Regions from separate parts of the Homo sapiens genome. Here regions 2 and 3 are each linked to region 1. The links are chromatin loops, found by intact Hi-C in ENCODE. Cell type or tissue: heart left ventricle. All regions are shown on one strand. Region 1 overlaps COL15A1 (collagen type XV alpha 1 chain). Region 2 holds the start of ADIPINT (adipocyte associated pyruvate carboxylase interacting lncRNA). Region 3 has its middle 24 kb from the start of ADIPINT.

Region 1 (8,000 bases):
CCTTAAGTACTAATATGAAACAATCAAGATGTACTATATAAAAACAGACAAAATAAGGTGCAGAAGTGAATTGCTATCAGTTGGAAATGTATGTACTAATACAAATTAAATATACCATATATATTTAAATATATATGGTATATTACAATAGCTCTAGAAGAATACACAAGAAACGGGGCAGTGGTTGTCTCCAGGGAAGGAAGCTGGTGGCTGGGGGCTGGGAGACTTGCTTTTCACTGGATATCTTTTTATACTTTTTTCTATTTTACAGCATATACATGGTATGAAAAGTAAAGACATCTACATATTTTTAAAGAGATTATCTCCTTGCATCCACTTATAGAAATCATAAAACCTATTCTTCTTGCTTTTCCTCACTCAGATACAGCTTATCTTTGTACAGAAAGAAAGAAAAAAAGAAGGAAAAGAAACAAAGAAAACCACACATCCCACTGAGATTTCTTTTCTTTCCTCCACGGTTTAAAGACAAAAACAAAACAAAACCACAAACACCCTACTGAGAGCTCTGCTTTCTTCTTCGCTTATCCAATCCAGTAAAAAGCTTTTCCTCTATTTCCTCTCTCTTTCCTGCTGGGAACAGGAGGGGGAAGCCTCTTTCTGCTCGGAAAATTCCTGGTGCCACAGAGAGTAAAAGCACCAGAGCTTCACATCCTGTGGCTTGTTTCCAAGTGGTGTCTCTGAGGGATCCAGGGCCAGGTTAAGCGTTCAGGCGACACAGGGAGAAGGGCCTGAGAGGCTCCCACTCAGAAAGCTCATTGCTTAAACCAGCCTAGTGCTTCCCATGGCCAGTAGATCCAGGCTTGCATGTGGCAATTCTGGGAATTCTTATGCCTAGGAGTCTGCTTAAAAACAAAAATTCATGAATCTATCCAACATCCTTGTTTTCTAGACAGGGAAATTGATGTTCAGGGAGACTTCCATGGCCAGGAGGCACAGCCAGGAAGCAACAGATGGGGCAGCCAAGCAAGGGTGGACAGAGTCTTGGTACCACGAGTCCCAGAGCTGGTGCCCTCCCACAGCCCCGACCACTCCAGGTCCTGGCCAATGGTTGGTCAGCTGGAGAGGGGGCAAAGGAGGCAGCCTGCAGTGGAGAACATCCTCTTCCTTGGACACAGCTGGGATGAGACCCCTCCTTTGCCCTTTACCAAACACAAAGCCTTTGGGCGATGACTTCCTGGTGATCAGGGGAGGTCCCTGCCCACTTCCCATGTGGGGATTCAATGAGACGACAGATGGGAAATGCAAGGTATAAGCTTAACAAAAACCAAAGTCTGCAAAAAAGATCCCTTCCTAACCCTCCCACCCTCCATCCCCCTAGACCTCAGCCATTCAAGACAGGACACATGGATAGGCGCTGGCCCGCAGGCCTTGTTTCCACAGAGTCCGCCAAGAGGGAGGCCAGCCATGAATGTAGAGCAAGCCCAAGTCAGCCCCAGCAGCCCAGCTCTGCTCTCAGCAACCCCCACCACATCCTTCCACATCCACTGTCCCATGGCATGGCGTGGTAGGGGACGACCCCTGACCTGGAGTGACCCATGCTCACTCGCGGCTGCGCCTGGGCCTGCTGGCTCATTTCCCTTTGGCCTCCAGCAGGAGGGCCACCTGTTTAGGCAGCCACCAGGGAGGGGAGGAGAAGCCAGGGAGCCAAGACAAACAGGCCCAGCAACTGGGTCCATGGGCTTGACCTTGGATGGCTCTGTGCTGGGCAAGAAGGGAGGAGGGTGGAGATCACAGCTGGTGGGAAGACATCCCACCATTTTGGAGGGGACTGGGGACTGGCGTGGAGCATGCTGATGGAACTCTGCAGCCTGAGGATTCTTGGAAGCGGCCCACACTTATCCCCAGATAATAATACTTCTCTCAGAGGACAGTTGTGTGACTTAAATAAAATAATATACCTAAAATGTTTAGCACACTGCTTAGCACACAGAGTGCTTAATAAATGGTAGCTGCCATTTCTTTCCCTATTATTATTACCCTGCTATTTCCCATGCAATTGTCATACTGGAAAACTCAAGGTATCCTGAATGGGTCCTACATTTTACACCCTTGAGCCTTTGTGTATGCTGTTCCCTCCACTTGAGGAACTGCTCCACACATCTCAGGGCCCAACTTCAATGTCATCACCTCCTCCATGAAGTCTTCTTGGATTCCCCCACCAGGTAGTCTGGGCATTCCCGCTCCTGCACTTGGCCCTGACTCTATGTAGCATATATGGCATTATATGACTAAGGTGTTGGACCCTACCATCTTGGAACCTCCTTAAGTGTAGGAACTGGCGTCCACTTCTCCCTGTCTCCCCCACACCCAGGCTCTGTCCCTGAGCAGGTCCTCAGGAAGTGTTTGCTGGCTGAACTAAATCCTAGGCATTCCTGAATTGAAGGTGCCAGGCTCACAGTCTGAGGCCCTGGTGAGAGTCACTGAGGTCGGGCTCCAGTCTGACATCCAACAGTGACCTCACTGCATGCCCATCCATCACCTGAAAGTCCACGTTCCCTCCCATCTCCACGATGCTGGATCCACTGGCCCAGAGAGCCCATCTGGGAGGCATGAATCCATGGGGCAATGAGAGACCCAGGGAGGGGAGGAAGGACTCAGGTTCAAGACTCTGTCTGTGACCTTGGGCCAGCTAGTCCCCCTCCCTGATCTCAGTTTTCCCATCAGAGAGTTAGACCAGATAGACTCTCAGAGCCACATCCACTGTGATTTATTCTATGTATTTTCACTGCCTTCAAACACTTCCTGGGGCTGCATCTGACCGGTCTTATTCTCTCACTTCATTAATGCTTAGAGATAGCTTCATTTCCAATGGGGGTTTTCAACTTACTTTTCCAATTCATGAATTTGATCATATTTCTAAAGCTCCCACATTGTGCCTTGTGTAGTGCTGGAGACATGGAGCTAAGCCTGGAACATGTGTGCTCAAGCAGCTCACTATCTAGGTGACCATTAGTAGTCATCTGCTCCTATTACAAGCTCCAAAGCCTTCAATGGCTCCCCAGTGCCTTCAGCATAAAAGCAAAATTCTACTCGAGACACCCTCTGCTTCATCTCCTCATTCTCCCCCCGTGTCTTTGCCTTCACTCATGCTATTCCTTCTAGTGACATCACTCTTCCCCATCTTCTTACATCTAAATCTTTCCAGTCAGGCTCAGCTGCACCCCAACACACGGGGGCCCCACTCTCACTCTGCAAAAAGGGCCAAAGTCATCCCCCCTCCTCTAAACATCCACAGAGCCAAGGGGATGCTGTGAAGGAACGGACACAGGGAGAGACAACCTGAGCCTCCCTCCCTCAAATCTAGTTCAGACTCCTAAGTGCAGTTTTGGGGTGGCCCCTCCTCAGGGCGCAGAGAGGAGAAATCAGACGGTTTCAGAGACAGAGGAGGCAGAGGAAAATCTGAGCAGTCAGGGCAGGGTGCGACTTTCCTCCCAAGGGTCCAAAGCCAGTTTCCATGGAAACCAGGCAGAATCCCAGCCATGAAGAAACAAACAGAGCAGGGTTCAGGTTTTCCTTCCACACAGATGACAGCGATTTGGCCAGAGATGAAGAACAGGAGCGAACTCTCACCTCTCCTCCTCCTCTCTGCCACAGGCTCAGGGACATCATCTGGCACCTCCCCTACCCCGCTGGGCCTCGGTTTCCCCTTCCGTGCGATGGGCTGGATCAGTCCTTCCATCTGTGGGGTCCTGAAGCAGTGCCCGGGACTAGCCTGAGCTTTGGAGCCTTGCCTCCCTAGAGAACTGTAGCTGGCTTTGCAAAGCTCCCTCTCACAGACGATCATCTGGGACCTGAGCCCAGCGCTAGCGCTAGTTAGCATTTAAAGCCAGAGGAGGCTAAGGAGCGTTCCTCGCTCCAGGTGAAGGAGCGCTGCGGATATGTCCGGACGGAGGCGCGAGGGAGGCTGAGGACGCCCCGGGACCGTGCGCGGCAGCGGCTCCTGGCGGTCTCTACGGGAACTGCGCTTCCACCAACTGCAAGGAAGGCTTTCCACCTGCGCTGTGAACCGGGATCCCAACAACAGACTCAAAGCGAAAGGTCTGTTAAGGGACCCAAGAGAGCAGGTCTGAGGCCATGCAGTGAGTTTGGCCAAGCCAGGCCTAGAACCCATAACGCCTCCTTTCCCTCCTCTGCTGTTTCTCTGCACCGAGTGCTGGGAAAGGCTGAAGGTGCCCCTCCTGGGTTTCTACCATTCCCACACACGCCTCTAAAGACCGACGGCACACTTCAGTCAGCTTAAACGGGGCCACGGTGACTCCTGCAAGCGGGTGGGTGTATTCCCACTGGGGGGCCGGGGCTGAGGGGGTCCAGATGACCCTATACTGCCTGTGGCCTGGGGCTGGACCAGTAGGATGAGGGTATGTAGGGTAAGGTGGGGGGACTGCCCTTGGGACCCCAGAAGGGCTCCTCTCACCTGAGTTTCTTGGCACTCAGTCCCTGGGGAGAAGAGGAGGTGCTCAGTCCCCCTCCTCTGCGCCTGCAGCATGGGGGGCAGACCGTCGGAGAAGCCACGTGTCCCTCCTCCTTGCCCTTTGTCAGCTTGTCCTGCCAGCAAGTTGGGAGGGTGGGGTTCTTGCATCTTCTGGGACGGTTCTTTCCCTTCCCTTTGGACACCCCTACAGAGAGGTGGCCCCCAAGGACCCTGGGTATGTCTAAATCACATCTGGCATGTGACTTCCCTTTCTCCCACCTCCCTGGAGGGACAGGAGTTCAGCAACCGCAGACTGTGTGGGACAGTGCAGCTCACCACCTGGGGAGGAGCTTCCTACAATGCTCACCCATCCAAAGCCACCTGGCTTCCACCTGCTCATCTCCACTCACGGCCACCTGACCATTGCTGCACAATTCGAAGTCTTCGGAAGTCCTTTCTCATGTTGAACTGAGGCAACCGCCCCTGCAACTCCCACCCACCTGGCTGGGCCTAGCTCTCTACCCCTCTGAGACCACACACAAGTCGGCCTCAACTTCTACATCCTGACCTCTCAGATGTTGCATGGGGTGGTGGAAAGGGCCTCAGCCTGCAAGGTGGACTCTGCCACCAACTTGGCATATGACTTTGAGCAGTCCCTTCCCTTCTCTGAGCCTCAGGTTCAATATCTGTCAAACTAGAGCCTTGGACTAAATATTTTCCAAAGGCCCTTGCCAGGTCTGACAGCCTCATCGTCTGCCTCCTCCTTGTCTCCCGCCAGTGTTTCAGTTTTTCTAACCGCCCCTAACTGCCGGTTCTTTCAGTCCACAGCCTTCAGGCCTGGAAGGAATGACTCCAACAGGGGCCGGGACAAACCCAGCCCTCCCCACAGACTTCCTTGTCTTTAGCCAGCAAGGCCTGGCCAGAGGCAAGGAGCACTGTGCTCAGGAAAATGTCACAGCTCTCTGCCTGTGTGGAAACTCAGCCCCACCCAGGCTGGAGTCTCTGGGGGCTCCCGTTTCCACCTGACTCCCTTTCTGAGGAAAATGAACACAACACAATCCACGGTGCCTGAGGGTTTATCTGCACCCAGCAAAGGTGCGAGAGGTTCTTAGAAAAACCTATCACCCGATGCATTTCTTAAAAAAGAACTGTTTCCTTGCCAGGGAAAAAATCCTGGATCAACTTAGAAAGTAGACCTGGCTCGGCCACAATCAAAGACCCTATTTTTCTGAATTACAGAAGAGCATTTTTCTACATGTAAACTTAGAACGCCTCCTTCTCTTTTCCGGTTTTCATATATAGCATAGGAATTTTCCTGTTCAATGAAGTTACTGTATAAGCTCTCCTCCCTCTCTCTCTCTCTCTCCCTCTCTCTCTTTCTCTCTTGCTCTCTTGTTCTCTCGTTCTTGCTTTCTCGAGCCTCTGACCTAAACTGGAGAAGACGATTTGAGGAAGCCTGGAGCTGGGGTCCTGGCTGAAGCTTGGTTTTCCTGGCCAGCAGCTGAAAAGCACTTAGCCCAGCAGGAAGTAATCCTCACCTGTCCAGTATCCTCTTCTGTTTCCAAAGCATCCTCTTACCCGTTCCTTCTGCCAGGAGGCAGGCAACGCAGGGATCATTCTCTCATTTTGCAGAGTAGGGAGTCAAGCCCCAGAGACAGGAAGTCACTCACTCAGAATCCTCGGTGCAGCAGCCAGCACTGAAGATGTGAAGCTGGGCTCTGCCTGTTACAGCCCATTGCCTTTCAAGCTTTCCTTGTGGCTCTCCCAGGCCCAGCTGCATACTTCTGTGTTCCCTCAGTCCCCCTCCATCCTTCCTCCCAGACACCCTCATCTGTCTGCAGTCCAGTGGCCAGTTCACCTTGCTCTCATATGCTTAGACATGGGCCCTGGGCATGGACCATGCCAACTCATCTCTCGGTCCTCAGCACCAGCACAGAGCCTGGCAAAGGGGACTCTGAATGAACAGAATGTCAAGAAACAACAGCATCAGCAGCTAAAATTTTCTGCAGGCTTGCTGCATGCCAAGTGCTGTTCAAAGGGCTTTCCACAAATCAGTCATCCTTACACTTGATTCTTTCTGAGATGGATGATATTATTATCCCCATTTGCAGGTTAGAAAACTGAGGCTTAAATTACTGTTCCAAATCCATGAGGTTAATAAGCAGTTGGAGTCAAGATTCAAATGGGACTAGGTAAGGTAGGCTGGTGTGAAGTTTGCAGCCCTAGCCACATATCAGAGTCACCCCTGGGAGCTTTTAAAAGTCAGAGGTCTGCCCCTCCTGCTTGGGCCTATGGAATCAGAGTCTTTCAGGGTCTTGCCTGCGTCAATCTGATGCCCACTCTCAAGTGACAGCCACGGGTAAGGGCTAACTGCCTGGGCTTTGGCATCAGACAGACCTATGCTTAGTCCTGGGTCTGCCACTCATGGCCTTTCCACAGATCACCTCGCCCCTCTGTAGCCTCCTAATCTATAAAGTGGGGCAGCACTAGGACCTGGCTCACAGAGATATTGTGAGAACGGACAACACAGTGAGAACCCTACTTCGCACAGGGCCTGGTGTGTAGTGAGCATTTGGTAAACACTGGGAGTCCTCGCTCATTGGGTTGGGTGCTGACCAGGGCGGGGCACTCTCAAGCTGTCAGTACAGCACCTCCGTTCAGCCTCACAACCACCTGCTAGCCATGAAAGAATTAGCAACATAATTGATGAACAGGCCCAGCGGATAAGGAACTGAGGAGAGCAGCCCAGAGAGAGAGAGCGTGGGGTGGCTCCCCCATCCTGTGACCCGGCTCTGCTGAGAGCATGGGGTGACTCCCCTATCCTGTGACCCAGCTCTGCTCACCACCGCTCCCTTCACACATGCCCACGTGCATGCGCACACACGCGGACCCCTCAGTCCTGGCAGCAGTTAGCCGCAGTGCAAGAGCATATCCAATCTCAGGAAGAAGCAGTGGTTCCTGCTGTCTTGCTGCAGTGGGGGTCTTTACGTCCCTTCCTTTACCCCCTTCCCTCAACCTCTGTTTCCTGGATCCTGGGCACAAAGCCACCCCAGGGACCATGTGGACTAGGTGGCACAGTGAAGGCCAGCAGGTGCGGGCAGGCGTGAGCACCCATGGGCATCTGGGAAGAGTTTCGTTGTCAGCTCTTCTCGGTGTACGGACTTTCCTTTTCCATTTGGGGAACAAAGACTCTTTGAGTGCATTGAGAGCCTTGAATCCTGAGGATGACATCAACTGAAATGAGTCATCACCCCCACCCGGCAGGCAGCTCTGGAGGGCTCAGCTCAGGGCTCTGGGAGGAAAACACATGGAAAATGGCACGGAGAAAAAGGGGCCTGTCAGGGGCACGTGAGGGGCATGGGATGGGAGCATGCAGTGACCTGCTGGACATGGATGCTCTACAGCCCATGGCTCCTGGAAGCCGTCAGGCCCAGCATTCCAAGGCGACACAGGACTGCTGGCAGGGCCAGTGTAGACACATAGACCAGGGGGTTTCAAGCAGTATTTTCCAGGGCTGGGGATGAGAAAGGGAGGAGGATACAGGAGGCCTTAGCAGAAGTCCTGCCCC
Region 2 (8,000 bases), 67 kb after region 1:
CCTGCAATTAGACCCTTTCCCTCCATCTCCACTGCCAAAGCCTTAGCCCAGATCTTCACCCTCCCTCACTATGGTCACCATCCAGCTCCCTCAGCCTCCCTCTGGTGTTGCCTTCTCCAGCTCTTTCTCTGCAATGCAGCCAGAGGGACTTCTGTAGAACACATCTAGATCTGTTTGCTCCCTTACTCAGAGCCTTACGTGGCTACCCTCAGGAGAAAGTCCAAGCTCCCTGACCAGGTATTCAAGGCCCATCCTGACCCCTCTTTTTTTTTTCTGTCTCTCTTTTGGGGACTGAATTTTGCTCTTGTTACCCAGGATGGAGAGCAATGGCGCAATCTCAGCTCACTGCAACCTCTGCCTCCTGGGTTCAGGCGATTCTTCTGCCTCAGCCTCCTGAGTAGCTAGGATTATAGGTGCCTGCCACCACACCCAGCTAATTTTTGTATTATTAGTAGAAACGGGGTTTCACCATGTTGGCCAGGCTGGTCTCAAACTCCCGATCTCAGGTGATCCACCCACCTCGGCCTCCCAAAGTGCTGGGATTACAGGCTTTAGTCACCATGCCTGGCCCATCCTGACCCCTCTTGCTCCAGTAGGGTTGGACTGGCAGGAGATGAGCTATGGATGGTGAAGCAGTTGGTTCCCAACCAGCCACTGACTCCTTATCAGCGAGGTACACATGCACACAGACCCCCGTACCCACCCAGAGACACACGGGCACAAACACACACACTCAGGTGCACCCTGGGGTATAAACAAGCAAGTCCATTTATGCTGACACACATGCATGTAGACATAGCAGCCAGATTACCAAACCGAAACACAAGATGACCAGTTACATTTGAATTTCAGATGAATAACATGTTTTTAGTATAATTATGTTCCAAATGCTGCATGGATAAATTTATACTAAAAAATAATTTGATGCTCATCTGAAGTTCAGATTAAATTGAGCATCCTGTATTTTATCTAGTGACTCTACAAACAGAGAACAGCTAACACAAGCACCAACCCTACACATACATATTACACAGCTTACACACTTATACATGTTACATACTTATACTACTTACACGGGCAATTCACGTGTGAACGTGCGCCTCACACTGTCGTGTATTCTAGACTAATGGGCATCTCACTGCCCACGACCAAACCGGAACATTGGCCAGCTGCAGAAAGCTCTTCAGGGAAACATTTATTCCGTGAATAAATGCCTAATTAACAGGAATTCCTGGACATCCAGCTCCTAGAATGTTGTGTGCCCAAAGTAATCCCTGCGGAAACTGGGCTTTCACTAAGCACAATGCCCTGAGTGGATGGCAGCAGGGAGAAGGGTCTATGGGGCTGAGCCTCTCATTCCCTCCTGTTCTTTTCACAGATTTCCAGAGCAGAGTTCAGGGCCTATAAACTCCCTTTCCAAATAAGACCTCCTTGTCCCAGCTGGAAGCCTGCCTAGGATCATGAGAAAGTCACAGAATTTAAAGCCAGACAGAAATATGTTCACAAATTCGACTTCCACATATCTGCGCTGTGTCCTTGAGCAAGTCACTTGCCCTCTCTGTAGAATGGAAATGTTCCACTAATAAACCAACTCCTTTGGGTTACAAGTGTTACTAAATAAGATAATGTATGTGGACGACGTTTTTCAGAGTTTTGGATAAAAACTAGCTCCTAGGGTTGTAAGTGACGCACAGAAGAGGAGAATGTGATAAAACTTTGGGACAACTAAAATCAGGCATTAGTGTCAATTAAGTACTGCAAAGTCACATCCTAAGTAAATTAGGTTCTAAACTCAGCACATACAGGGAAAATGCTTATGTCCAAAACACTCTGAAAGCCTTTTAGGATTGTGTACACAGCGTTGTACAATGGCAAACAAGAATACTTACGCACACTGGAAATTCAGGACCTCTGACATAGACCGAAGGGAGAAACAAAAGGAACTTCTTCTATGCAAATGTCTGGGCATATTCTGATTTTAAAATGGCCAGCAAATCCCTAGTGATTAATGGCAAGAGTGGAGAATACTGAAACTTCTTCTTGCCTGCAGGGTTTCCTCTATTATTTTAAAACACTGAGCCTCTATGTAGTCAACATTAATGCTTGTTCCTCAGTTTTTCTGGTTATTTTCCACCTGAGCACACAATAGGATTGTATGTCCCTTCCTTTGGCCTGTGAAATGGGAAGTGGTGTGTTACCACCAGGCAGAAGCATTCTAGTGCTGCTAAGAGATTCTTCATCTTCTCCTCCCCCTGCTGCAGTGACCCACAGCATTCCAGGTGGTGAACCTTGAGTATCTAAGACAGGTCAGTGTGAACGATGACCCCACAAACCTACAATGAATGTGGAGCATGAGTGAGAAGTGAGCCTTTGCTATTTTAAGCCATGCATATTTAAGAGTTGTTTATTACTGAAGCAAAATCCAGCCTATCCTGACTAATACACTTTAACATTTTAGTACATATTAATAGATTTGTTTGTTGTTGTGAAGCTTTTTTTTTTTTTTTTAAAGACAGAGTCTAGCTCTGTCACCCAGGCTGGAGGGCAGTGGCACAATCACAGCTCACTATAGCCTTGACCTCCTAGGCCCAAGTGATCCTCCCACCTCAGCCTCCTGAGTAGCTGGGACCACAGGCATGTGCCACCATGCTCAGCTAATTTTGTTTGTTTGTTTGTTTGTTTGTAGAGAAGGAGGTCTCACTATGTTGCCTAGGTTGGCCTCAAACTCCTGAGCTCAACGGACCCTCCTGCCTCAGCTTCCCAAAGAGCTGGGAGTGAGCCATATCGCCCATCCAGAGGGGAGGAAATCCTAAAATTACCTTGTGATAAATGCTTGAGGTGTTGGATACGCCATTTACCCTGATGTGATTATTAGGCATTGCATGCCTATATCAAAGTTTCTCATTGAACCCATAAATATATATATATACCTGATATACCCATAAAAATTAAAAATTAAAAAATAAAATAACTTGTAAGTTAGATGAGCCTGATGCAACATCACTGTAATTGCATACCCTGCCTAGCCTACTTCCAAACAGAATCTGTGGTAGCTTAGTAAATCAAAATACATACTGGCAAACAGAGTCACTAAAATAACAATAGAGGAGAGAGAGGAATCCATTCAGGGAAGATGGGAGAGGATTGTACTTGGAAGTTTTGCCAAAAGCCAAGAATGACAGGTTGAACCACGGATCAGTGAAAGCATTTAGGAGTAGGCATTAGAAGAAATTCTTGGTACCAAGAGGCTCTGGGCCAGAAGGCTGGGAGGGAGGAAACCAATGTTTATTTTGTGCCTGCTATGTGCCAGATACTGTGCTATATGCATTGAAAATGTAATTTCTTTATTATTCTCATTAAAACTCAGGGAAGTAAAAACAGGCTCAGAGAAGTCAAATAAGTTGTCTGAGGTCACACAGTAGAAGACTAAGGATTCGAATCCACATTGGTCTCAGTCTTACATCAGTGCTCTTATTGGAGCCATCGGGGGCTGAGTCTGGGAGGTTGCACTCCCTACCACTTGTTCCAGACATGGTTGCAATGTAATGTGGCAGCAAGCTAGCATTCTCTTCCCAATAGCTCGGACGTGAAGCCCTGTTGGAGGGGACCATGGTGTCCAGGTCTGCCCCACACAGGGTGGCCCTGCTTACGACTTCCTGTCCTGTACCCACAAGGGTCCCAGTCTCCTTGGGAGTGTCCTGTGAAGAGGAAACCACATTCCAGGCCCAGATGCAGACAGCTGTGTGCTTCCTCCAGCCTGTGGTGACTCATACTGGGACAAGAAAGCCGCTTCTTTGCCTGGATTCCCTGTCCCAAAACCCTAATCTGGGGAAAGCTGCCTTAAGCTCCCTAAACACAAGGCCCTGTCCGGGCGGCTGGCGCTCTCGAGGGTGGGGTGCACCGATGCTGTCCACCGAGAGCAGGGTCCAGAACAAAGAGGAAATTCAGGGCAGGAGATCATTTTTTTCTCCCTGGCGAGGCTCCTGCGGCCATCTGGCTGAGAGGGCTGTTATTCAAACCTCTGGATCGAAGTCTGTTTGTTTTTTAAGAGTTTGCAGCTGATTATTTTCATCAAATTCCCTGCAGCCAACTGCGCTGGCTCCTTTAGCAGGCAAACCTGTGCAGCCAACATGTCCTCTCGGCTGGGTTCACCGCTCCCCTAGCAGGGAACCAGCAGCATCACTCTCTTCTTATCAATAAGGGCCCCTAGGCCAGGGCAGGGCCTTCAGATCTGGATAACTGGGCCAGCCAACCAGTGGTCTAGCTGACATCAGAGACTGGCATAAAGGAGGGACACTTGGGAAATCAGAAAGCTCCTGGTGGCCAGACCAGCTCCAGTGGCCTTTGGTATAATCATTCCAGCTCTGAAAAGGTAGCACCAGTCCTTCCGGGGTATCTTCACTGTGCAGAAAAGCGGTGAAGAAGCCGGGCATGGTGATTCACGCCTGTAATCCCAGCACTTTGGGAGGCTGAGGCGGGCAGATCACGAGGTCAGGAGATCGAGACCATCCTGGCTAACACGATGAAACCCCACCTCTACTAAAAATACAACAAATTAGCCAGACGTGGTGGTGGACACCCGTAGTCCCAGCTACTCTGGAGGCTGAGGTAGGAGAATCACTTGAACCCGGGAGGTGGAGGTTTCGGTGAGCTGAGACAGCACCACTGCGCTCCAGCCTGGGCAACAGAGCGAGACTCCGTCTCAAAAAAAAAAAAGAAAAAAGAAAAAAGAAAAAAAAAAAGAAAAAAAAAGAAAAGCAGTGAAGATCTCAGAGATCTGTAGAGAGGATTGAGCTGGAGTTCAAATCCAAACTCCAACACTTTTGTTAAATGGCAACTGAGTCTTCATTTATTCCTTTGGAGATTGGGAATAGTAACACCTTATCTCCCCGCACTGCCGTGTGTATGTATGTAAATATATACACATAGAATAATACATATGAAAGGCCTAAGACCATGCCTCCACGTAGCACGTTCTCAATAAATATTATTAGTTTCCCCTTTTCATTTCTTCAAGCATATGACAACTTGGTCTTTCACTCCCCTGGTGTGGAGGACAGGTGAGCAGCTGGTGCTCCTTGCCATAGCAAAAAAAGTGTGCAGAGACTGGGAACTTTCCTTCAAGAGGCAATGAGAATGAGCCATCTTCAAAGTAATTGCACAGACCATGAACCGATAACTTTTTTACCCAGAAAGTAAAATCCAACTTGTTTGGTAAGATATGAGCTGAGTTACTCAATATGATTTCTGGACATCGGCCTGTCTTTGGGGTCAGAGTGATGGACTAGGGCTATTCGGAGGGAACGGAAATGATGGTTGTTCTGCACAAAGCAAGAGAGGTCCCCTGTACCATAGCAATCACAAAAAGCTCTATATGAAAGGCTCCCTCCTTTATCTGAGAATCTAGGTTAGGGCAATTTCTAAACCAAACTTTTTTTTTTTCTTTGTACTTTAACTACTCAGCTCTTCTGCCTTTTGGAAATGAGAAAAATGCGGCTTCTTAAAATATCTTGCCTGCCTCCCCACTCCCAGCCTCCTGCCCCGACAGCTGAGACGGCCCCAGATCCTTGGCCCTTTGCCAGGGTGTTCAGAGGGCTCAGCCCCCATGGGCCCGGCAGCTGGGCCTCCAAGGGGAAGGACTTTTGACTCATTCCTGATACCAATCCTGGCCTTGCAGCCTGTTTCTTCCAAGATCATTGTAAGTTCCTGAACCCTAACTCCAAAGACTTGAGTCCTGATCCCAAACCTCAGGCCAGTGGCTATAGCCTGGGCTCCCAGACTTCCCCAAAATCTGTCTGCTGGTCAAGACCCTCCCACAATGCCCATTCCCCAGCTCCTGGCCACCACCCTACTTGCTGCAAGCCCCTCTCTGAGTCAGCAAATGCCACTGCTCCAAGCCCAGCACCAGACTTGGTACACATTGTTGTGTCCTTGAATTAGACCAGGCCAGGCCAGTTCACTTGCAGAATCGTTTCACTGCCTAAGGATACTGTGCCACAGGGAAGGTCACTACCCTGAGGAACTCATCGCACATGGGACAAGAGAGTTCTGTGAATGAACAAATGAATGAATGAATGAATGAATGAATGAATGACAATATAATGCAAATTGTAGTTGAGACTCACAGAACGTGAAAAGGTTGGCCCAGAGGAAAAATAATCCACTCCACCCCAGCGGGTGAGTAGGGAGCCAGGGAAGGCTTTGAGGATAAAAGTCTAACTTGGAGTTCAAAGGTGGAACAGGGAGACCAGAGGGGACAGTCTAGTTGTCGTTGATTCAATGGTCACTTTTATCTTTACTATAATTTATCCCTTTTGTGGATAATGTGCACTTCAGATTCACTTAATTCTAGCTCTTAACTAAAAATTCTGGGTAGGATCTTGTCCTAAGTTTAAAAGTCTGGATTTCTCTCAAGTAGAATTGTTAGTAAAAGGAGCCCTAGATGTGGAGTCAGAAACACTTGGTCGAAGCCTTGGGTCTGTCAGATCTTTAGGAGAAACTCCTTGATCTCTCTGAGCTTCGGTTTCCTCATCAGAAAAGTGGAGGAAACAATTCTGTCCAGCTCACCTCAGAGGGCAGTTGTATGTTTCAGATGAAATAACATACGTGAACCTGCTTCATGGATACGAGACTCCTCTGGCCCCACGAGAGTTTATTAAAGCAGCAAGACCCGCCATGGGCTGCTCTAACAGCTTATCAAAAAATCACGGTAGCTACAAGAAAAAATCTAAAGCTTCATTTTCCCCCATTTTGCATGCCTATAATTCCTGGGCTTGTTGGTCAATATATGCCTTACAAATGAGCTCTTACCAGGCCTGGCATTTTGTATCTATTTTCTCCTGAAACTATTTTTCAGTAGAGAAATTCTACCTGTGCAACAAAGATGCAGGCTCAAGGTCACTCAGAATGAACTTCTGTGTGTACCAGATGGGTGGTTTTGACACAGCAAGGTGTGTGAGGAAGAAAAGAAGAAAAGAAGGAAGGGAAGAAGGGAGGGAGGGTGCAGCGAAGGAGGGAGGGAGGGCACTCCATTTGAGGAAAAGGAGACCACCTGCCCCTGAAAACCTTCGTGAAGGGTGCAGATAGGTACACACTGCTAATCTGCTCCTGACCTCTCCAGGAGAGGCCGAGGGAGGGAGAGTTCTGGAGAGGTCACCAGAGGTGGAAGTGGCTTTCAATTGCTTTTCAACTGGCTTCTACGGGAAAACAGGAAGAAAGGAATCAAATCAGGGAGCTCTCAAAGGTTGAGGTTCTCAGAGCTGGTGAGAGCCCGTTGATTTCTGAGGCAGAGGACAACTGTGGGAAGAAATGCCAAACACTGAGACCTCGGCTGATGCAACAGAAGAAGGAACCTTAGGTCTGAGTCCAGAAGTGGGGCTCAGATGTGCCTTGCACATGGCCCAGGACAAGTCACTTCTACCCTCTGGGTCTCGGTTTCCCCTTGTATGCAGCTGGAGAGCTGGATTGTGTGAGCTGTAAGCATCTTTCCAGAGGTGACCTGTGTCATCCATGATGAAGCTGTCAGGTGCAGAAACTCAAGTAATGGAGGAGGCTGGTTCCCTGGAGGCCACGCCCCTCCTCTCTGCCTCTCTGTAGATGAGGATTTCCCATCCTCATCTACACTCACTGGTTGAGTTCCTAACAGAAGAAGCCTGCTCGTAGTCATTGACCCAGCCTTACAGGGTCTGTCCACCAGGCTGTCCTGTTTACTCCTCCCAACAACCCTGTGGGCAAATAATAATAACTATGGGCAGCTGAGTGATGTTCTGTGCCAAGCACTCTTCTGAGCCCTTTCCATTTTTACAATAATTTTACTTAATTCTCACCATAATCACATGACATATAGGTATTGTTGTCCCCATTTTACTGATGTCCCCTTGCCCTGCCACACATGAGCAGATGCACAGAAGGGCTCCTCTACATGCCAGTGACCCCAAGCCTCTGAGCCTGACCTCTACCCTCTATAGCCCCTTTGGCTGGAGGAGCTGAACTTCAGTCCC
Region 3 (8,000 bases), 88 kb after region 1:
TCTGTTGTTTCAACCATAAGCTGACATCTTTGGTTTTTTTTTTGAGACTGAGTCTCGCTCTGTCACCCAGGCTGGAGTGCAGTGGCACAATCTTGGCTCACTGCAACCTCTGCCTCCCGGGTTCATGCCATTCTCCTGCCTCAGCCTCCCGAGTAGCTGGGACTATAGGCACCCGCCACTACGCCCAGCTAATTTTTTGTATTTTTAATAGAGACGGGATTTCACCGTGTTAGCTAGGATGGTCTTGATCTCCTGACCTCGTGATCCACCCTCCTTGGCCTCCCAAAGTGCTGGGATTACAGGTGTGAGCCACCATGCCCAGCCCGGCTGATTTCTTTTTCAGCACTTACTACTGAGCCATTGCCATGAATGATGCATCAGCCCACCTGACTAGAGAAGTCCCTGCAAATGGTGTGTGGCTTAGAATCCACTGGATTGGTCTCCCCCAGCATCACTCGGCCTGTCTTCACCGCATTCAGCCCCTCCCAGACCATGGCTAAGACAGGCCCTGAGTTCCTGTATTTTGCCAGCCTCGGGAAGAATGGGCAGTCTTTCCAGTGAAAGTAGTGCGGCTTCAGATGTTCTCAGAGGCCCAGAGGAACTTCCTGGCCACGAGGTGGAATCTCTTCTGCTCAAAGCACTTCACGATCTTGCCAGCCAGGCCATGCTGCACACTGTCTGGCTTGATGGTGATGAAGGTGCACTCAGGTTGGCCGTGGTCCAAGAAGCTGGTTGGGCCAGGTGGCACCTGCACTGTGCTGCAGGAGCCTGTAATTTTTAATTGTTCAGAAAAATATAGTCAGCACAAATGAACCTTAAAAGCGTTATGCAAAATGAAAGAAGCCAGACCCAGGAGGCTACGTGTTGTATGATTCCATTTATATGAAAAGTCCAGAATAAGCAAATCCACAGAGACAAAAGTAGTTGCCAAGGGCACAGGGGAGAGGGGAGTAGGAAGTGACTGCTAACATACACAAGAGATAGAGATATATATTTTTGAGACGGAGTCTTGCTCTGTCGCCAAGGCTGGAGTGCAGTGGCGCAATCTCGGCTCACTGCAACCTCTGCCTCCCGGGTTCAACTGATTCTCCTGCCTCAGCCTCCTGAGCAGCTGGGACTACAGGTGTGTACCACCACTCCCAGCTTTCGTGGGTGTGTGCGTGTGTGTGTGTATTTTTAGTAGACGGGGTTTCGCCATATTGGCCAGGCTGGTCTCAAACTCCTGACCTCGTGATCCACCCACCTCGGCCTCCCAAAGTGCTGGGCTTACAGGCGTGTGAGCCACTGCCCCTGGCCTCAATATATCTTTTGGAGTGATGAGACTATTCAGGAATTAGACAGCAGAGATGATTGCAGAACTTTGGGAATATGCTAAAAACCCTTGAATTAGATACTCGAACAGGGCAAATTTTACGGTGTGTGAATTACCTCTCAATTTTTTTCAAAAAAGTATGCGCTGCAAGTCACTTCTGAGAGTGGGTTTCAATTCTTCTCAACTGACCCTGCTGCTGTCTCTATAAAATAGTGAGTCAAAAGAACATTCAGGTTCTTAAAGCACAGTACCTGAGCAAGACCCAAGCAAGGAATCTTTATGTCCTGATGGCCAGGGTGGGCAGGCCAGGAACGCCCTTCCCGCCAATAGGATGCAGGTCCCAGACAGCAGACAGGGTCTCTCCCATTTGCATGAACTGCCCTGTACACTCACCGCCCAGGTTAGGTCTAGCCATGCATCCTCCAAACAACTCAAAAATGTCTGCTTTTAGTTTGCAATTTTGAGCAAATATGTGCTGAATCTCCAGTGGGTGGATTTGATCGTCTGTGGTTTCAGAGCATTTCTGAGCTTTTGGTTCCTAAACTATGAGCTTGACCTCATGAGGACTGGGATCCTCTCCCAGAACTCCCTCCACATCACTTTCCAGCAATTTGTTTCAGTTGGCCTTTCATTTATCTGATATCATAGAAGTGACAGACAGGGCATATCACAGCCGGAAGGAACTTACAGATTGATCAGTCCAACCTCCCCAACTCCAGCCTCCTATGATCCCCATTTAATGGATGAGGTTCAGAGAGAGGAAAGAGCCTCCCTACATCACCCGACAAATAAGTGAGGAAACTAAAATTAAATTTCTGTGTCCCAGTCCCCAAAGCACATGTGGTTTTTACATTCAATTATTTCTGTTGCAATATTGGCCTTAATACTGGCTTCCATTTCCAGTTAAATAATCTCTACACTGTGAACACCAAATGGACTGGCACAAGACCAGCACCAAGGCAAGGGTCTTAACCCTTTCAGGATGCTCCTGACAATATTACAATTGGAAAGCCATGCTCAGGCCAGACCCCTTGGGCCGGCACTTTCTCCAACTTACCTATGATTAAGTAAACTTAGCCTTGTTCACAGCAGCAGATGGAATAAGTAGAAGGAACCCAACTATTTGCAGAGCAAATTCTGTGGTCTCATAGAATATTATGCTGGAAAGGAAGCATCTCTCCTCACTATCAGTGCAGCAATTTATTCTATGATGTGAGATGTGCTTTCATTCATTCATTCAATCAACAAACACTTCCTAAACATCTACAATGTGCCTGGCCCTGTGCTGGACACTGGGACATGGAAATAAGTGAAGCATAAAACTTGCCTTCAAAGAGCTTCCAGCCTATTGGGAGATGTTCCTCTAATGACCAGCCCTGGCTGAGGGGAAGATGAGAGGCAGAGAGTTTATACAAAGCACGATGGAGACACAGGAGAGTCCATGATTCTGGTTTGGGGGTCAGGGAAGGCTTCACGGTGTTGATGACACACCATAAGCCAGATCTTGAATGTTTTCAGTGGCTGAGGAAAAGGGAAAGCTTTTTAGAGAAAAGGAACAACAGCACAGAACATGGAAGTGCATGGCACATTTGGAAAAGAGAGGAGACCAGAGTTTCTGGAACAAGGTGCCTGGAGCTATGCTACCTTGGTCCGTTCCCATTTGCATCTCCATCAGTAAAATACGGGGTTTTTTTGGAATGACGCCAGGGACTGTGCATTATCCCCTTTGGAATTTACAGCATCTGGCACAGTGCCCAGCACCTAGTCAGAGCTCAGCAAATTTTCTCTAAGTGAATGAATTTTCTCTAAGAGTTAACATGTACTAAGCATTGAGTACAGCCGGCCCTCCATATTGCAGGTTCTGCATCTGTGAATTCAACCAACTGTGGATTGAAAATATTATTCAGGGGGAAAAATGGATGGTGTCTTCTGTACTGAACATGTACAGACTCTTTTCCTTGTCATTATTTCCTAAACAATACAGTATAACAACTATTTACATAGCATTTACATTGTGTTTGCTATTATAAGCAATCTAGAGATGATTTAAAGTATCTGGGGGTTGTGCACATGTTCTATGCAAATATTACACCATTTTATACCAGGGACTTAAGCATCCTTAAATTTTGGTATCCTTGGAGGGGCCCTGGAACCAATGCCCCATGGATACTGAGGGACAAAGGTATATAGCGGACATTGTACTGAGTGCTTCACACATATCAAATAATGTAAAGCTCACAAACATCTTATGAATTTGGTATTATTAGTAATATTAATATCCCCCTCTAACAGATGAGATGGCAAAGACAGAGAGGTATAAAATAATTTGTCCAAAATCATACAACTAGGAAGAAGCCAATCTGGTCTTTAAGGCCAGATCTCTGCCGGGCTGCGAATGTACTCCCCTCCGTGTGCTGAATTTCTACCTTCCTACTATTCCGTAAGCTTCCTGGTGGCAGGGACAACATCTGTTTCTAGTCCCTGGAGTTCACTCTCATAAACACTTCTCTGTCACTGTAGTAGAGATGAACAATGGGAGAGGGGCAGCAGGGGGCCAGATGGTGAAGGGTCTTGACCACCAGCCTCAGGATTCTGAACTCAGTCTTAGAGATGACAGAACCTTTAGCATAAGCCACGAAATCTCTCAGGAGGTATGTGCCCAGCATCTTCTCAATCTTAGCACAGAAAGGAGCCTCTCAGTGGACTTTGAAGCTAGGACAGACTTGCTGGGAAGGGGAAAATTGTAACCCAAAGCTCCCTGTGCTCTGCGTCAAGATGGACACAGCCAGATATCAGGGAAGTGGTGAGTAGGGCAAAAGCCCCAATGGGTTAAGGCTTTCTCTGTGTGATAGTCTTAGACATCCGGCTCTTTTCTGCTCTAAATTTGGAACAACTAGATAGCCACTTCCTCCTAATCAAGATAAGCCCAGGGCCGAGGATCCATGCAATTGTGCTAGGTCATTTAATTGCCTTCCTCTTGGAAACCTTGAGCCAGTCATAGGGAAATTCTCTGACCGAGGCGAAGAATAAAGGTCAATGCCTTGTGGCATCCTGATGCCTTTTACAGACCCTGGAGCCACAGGAGAAATCAATTCCAGTCAAAGGAGTTGTGAAACTTTTTTTTTTAAGTGGAGCCAGTATTTTAAGATTTTCCAAGTCATGGAAAAATATACACTAAGAGCATGAAAACAACGCAAAGTGTCTCATGAAATCTAATCCTCATTGTTGTCCAGACAAAGCCAGGCCAATTTAATAAGGAGGTATGTTCTTTAACCTACCATAAAATGATCTATTATGAAGTATTAGTGGGAAAAATACTATTACAAGTTATTCCCATTTTTCCTAGCTGCTCACAATTTTGTTATAAACTATGCTTTCCTTTTCAAAGCTTTTTTTTTTCTGACTACAAAAGCAACACATATTCATTGTGGGCATTTTGGCAAATAAAGGGAACAAGAAATAAGTAAAATCACTGCAACCCACTATTAACAAGTGTGATTTGGGTTTTTTTCCCCCAAAATTAAGATTATACTGTATATAGAGTTTTAAATTGTTTTCACTTAGTATTTATCAATAGCATAATCCTATATGCCCAATATTCTTTGAATATGTTATTTTTATCAATTATATCAGATTTCTCAGTGTGGATGTGCCGTAATTAAGCTAGTCACCATCCTGTGGACACTTAGGTTGATTCCAGTTTTATGAGTGTAAAAATGAATGTGAGGAATGTCCTTATACAAATATCTTTGTTCTAATTTTTAAGAGTTTCCTTAGGAAGTGGAATTACTAAACAATGGGATATGAAAACTTAAGCTTCATGATGTATTGTCAAATTGTCTTACATTCATTCAACAAATTTTAATTGAATGCCCAAGTGCCAGGCATGGTTCTGGGCACTGGAGATCCAGGGGTGAACACAGAGACAAACTCTCTGCCCCAAAGGGCCATATTCAAATGGTGGTACTAACTTATTTTCCTACCAGCTGTGTATCAGAATGCCTGGGTTCTGATCTCCTCACCAGCATGATGACCTTTTAACAACGATAAATCTTGGGCTGGGAGCAGTGACTCACGCCAACAACTCAGGAGGCTGAGGCAGGAGCATTACTTGAAGCCAGGTGATAATGGTTTGGCTCTGTGTCCCCCACCAAATCTCATCTCGACTTGTAATCCTCACGTGTCAGAGGAGGGGCCTGGTGGGAGATGATTGGATCATGGGGGCAGTTTCCCCCATGATGTTCTCATGAGAGTGAGTGAGTTCTCATGAGAAATGATGGTTTTAAAGTGCGTCACCTCCCCCACTTGTTCTCTCTCTGTCTCTCTCTTCTGCCACTATGTAAAATATACCTTGCTTTCCCTTCACCTTCTGCCATGATTGTAAGTTTCCTGAGGCCTCCCTAGCCATGCAGAACTGTGAGTCAATTAAAACTCTTCTCTTTATAAATTACTCACCCTCAGGTAGTTATTTACAGCAGTGTGAAAACAGACTAATATGCCAGGAGTCCAAGACCAGCCTGGGAAACATAGGTAGACCCTGTCTCTAAAAAAATAAATAAATAAATAAATAAATAAAAATTACCTGGGCATGGTTGTATACACCTGTAGTCCCAGCTATTGGAAAATAAAGAGAAAGAGAAATAAGTAAAAGGCACTGCAAGCACCATGTCAGATATTGGTTATGAGATGCTTCTGGAGCTCCAGGGAATGTGGCCTCCCTGGTAAGGTGGCTCCCAGAGGAGACAGCTGTGAGCACCAGCAACCGACACTGCCACAGCTGGTGATAGAGAAGTCAGGCAGAGGGGACCCTGGCAGGGCATGTGTATCTTACCACATGTCAGAGGGACTGGAAGGCCAGAGGGGTAGGAGGAGCATGGGGAGGGATGGGGAGGGCAGTTTTGCAGTTAGCAGAGGTGTATGCGGCTTCAGCGTGGAAAATGGATGGGGGAGAGGGTAGAGATAAACCGCAGGGGTCCAGGAAAGATCAAGTAATTTTAGGGTATGGCAAACACACAACCCCTTACTTTGGCAAGTCACCATGACCATTCTTAGCAGATCAGAAGGTCTGAGAAATTCTACAATATGAAAACTCGTCTAACCTTGTTCAAATCCACATTTCCCGGGAAATAACAGAGGAAGAGAAGAACAGAAATGGCATCATGACAGTCTAAAGGATTAACTCCAGGTAAGAGAAAAAGGCCTGGACGCTGCCGGTCCAGACTTGCAGAGAAGCGGGAGTATTGAAAACATATTCAGGAATTAAAAACGACAGGGTTTAATTGAAGACTGGATATGAAACTGGAGCAAGGGAATGTCAAGGACAACTCTGGAGTTTCTAATTTGAGCATCTGCATAGTGACGCGTTATTCTTGGAGAAGGATTGAGTCTGAGGTCAAATGAGAGGTAGAGGGGAGAAAACTCCAGCAAAATGTGGAACAGTGGAAAAAGGCCTGGGCTAAAGACTTGGGTTCTCAATCCAGTGATACCAACAAGTGATTGTACAAGCCTGAGCAGGTCCCTTCCACCCACTGAACTTCGGCTTCCTCACCTGAAAAATGAAGATGATAAGTCATATTCTAACGAGCACACATTGTTGTCATTTTGATCAAATAAAATAATATAAATGAAAGTGTGTCCCAAAGTGTAGAATGCAACCAAAATACAAGAGGATTATTATGATTATTGCTAGCAGTCCTTTGAGGACACTTAATTTATGACTCCCCAAGGAATCAAGTCAGAGCATAACATGAGGTCAACACACCTAGGGACATAAATGTCAGAAGTGGCTTGTTATAAAACTAATTGCTATTTCGTGGATTCACTTATAATGATCCCAGCAACATTTTTCCAGGCAGAACAATTTTTTTTCTCTGTCATCAGGTCTCTCCCTCTTCCCACCCATAATCAATCAGGGCTTTCAACTAGGGTCACCCCTACCCTATCAAAACCTGCTCTCAAGGAATTATCCATTGACTGGCACTAAAGAAAAAGTTCCAATAAAGCTTGAAATGCTTCCTTCCCAGGGTTGCTTGCCACTCTTCAACCAAGGATCAAATCCTCTGCCAAAGGAGAGGATGTCTCATGGGGTATTGGGGACACAAGGATCACATTCAAAGCGGTACTGAAAGGAGGTTGTCTCATGGAGGGTTGGGAGCACGAGGATCACACTCAAAGAGGTGCTGAAAGGAGGGTGTCTCATGGGCAGTTGGGGGCACAAGGAAACACTCAAAGAGGTATTGAAATGAGGGTGTCTCATGGGGTGTTGGGGGCATGAGGAGCACACACTGAAAGAAGTCCTGAGAGTGAAACGAGCCAGTCACACAAGAATAAACATCATATGATTCCACTTACAGGAGGTCTCTAGAGAAGTCAGATTCATAGAGTCAGAAATTAGAATGGTGATTTCCAGGGCCTTGGAGGAAGGAATGGGAAGCTGTTGTTTCATGGGTACAGAGTTTCAGTTTTGCAAGATAAAAAGTTTTCTGGAAAATTCTGGATGGTGGTAATGGTTGCACAACAAACAACATGTGTGTACTTAACACACTGAAGTATACTCTTAAAATAATTAAGATGGTAAATTTTATACATATGTTAGTAGAATTACTCATGATGATGATGATGATGATGATGATAAATAGTATCAAAGAAGTTCAGATTCAGGGTGCTTGTCTTGGTGCTCTAGAAATCA

What was found. Hi-C counts contacts between places; a loop is a spot of excess contacts. Peaks named below come from ENCODE experiments on the same cell type or tissue, not always from the same donor. Only the 100,000 strongest peaks of a DNase experiment are listed, where the experiment ranks them.
Region 2: it touches region 1 in a loop (2.6-fold over the local background); 8 of 110 quality-filtered maps call a loop at or near these places.
Region 3: it touches region 1 in a loop (2.1-fold over the local background); 8 of 110 quality-filtered maps call a loop at or near these places.

What each region holds. Positions count from the first base shown.
Region 1 is chr9:98,971,054-98,979,053 of GRCh38, reverse strand. The region is part of intron 2 of COL15A1 (collagen type XV alpha 1 chain); the gene reads right to left. Among named protein-coding and RNA genes, the nearest start is that of COL15A1-AS1, 30 kb to the right of the region's middle. RefSeq lists enhancers at 6,846-7,423, 7,424-8,000. In heart left ventricle, CTCF peaks have their summits at 3,763 and 3,963; DNase peaks (open chromatin) are centred at 1,054, 1,553, 3,933, 5,353 and 1 weaker place; H3K4me3 peaks cover 963 bases; H3K27ac peaks cover 8,000 bases.
Region 2 is chr9:98,904,544-98,912,543 of GRCh38, reverse strand. ADIPINT (adipocyte associated pyruvate carboxylase interacting lncRNA) reads right to left here and starts at 1,340. Exons shown (of 2, transcript NR_176918.1): 1 at 1,074-1,340. RefSeq lists silencers at 3,832-4,072, 6,483-6,689. In heart left ventricle, no CTCF peak of the experiment used is centred here; DNase peaks (open chromatin) are centred at 3,843 and 5,593; H3K27ac peaks cover 2,718 bases.
Region 3 is chr9:98,883,175-98,891,174 of GRCh38, reverse strand. It overlaps the pseudogene NME2P3. Among named protein-coding and RNA genes, the nearest start is that of ADIPINT, 24 kb to the left of the region's middle. In heart left ventricle, no CTCF peak of the experiment used is centred here; no DNase peak of the experiment used is centred here; H3K27ac peaks cover 4,263 bases.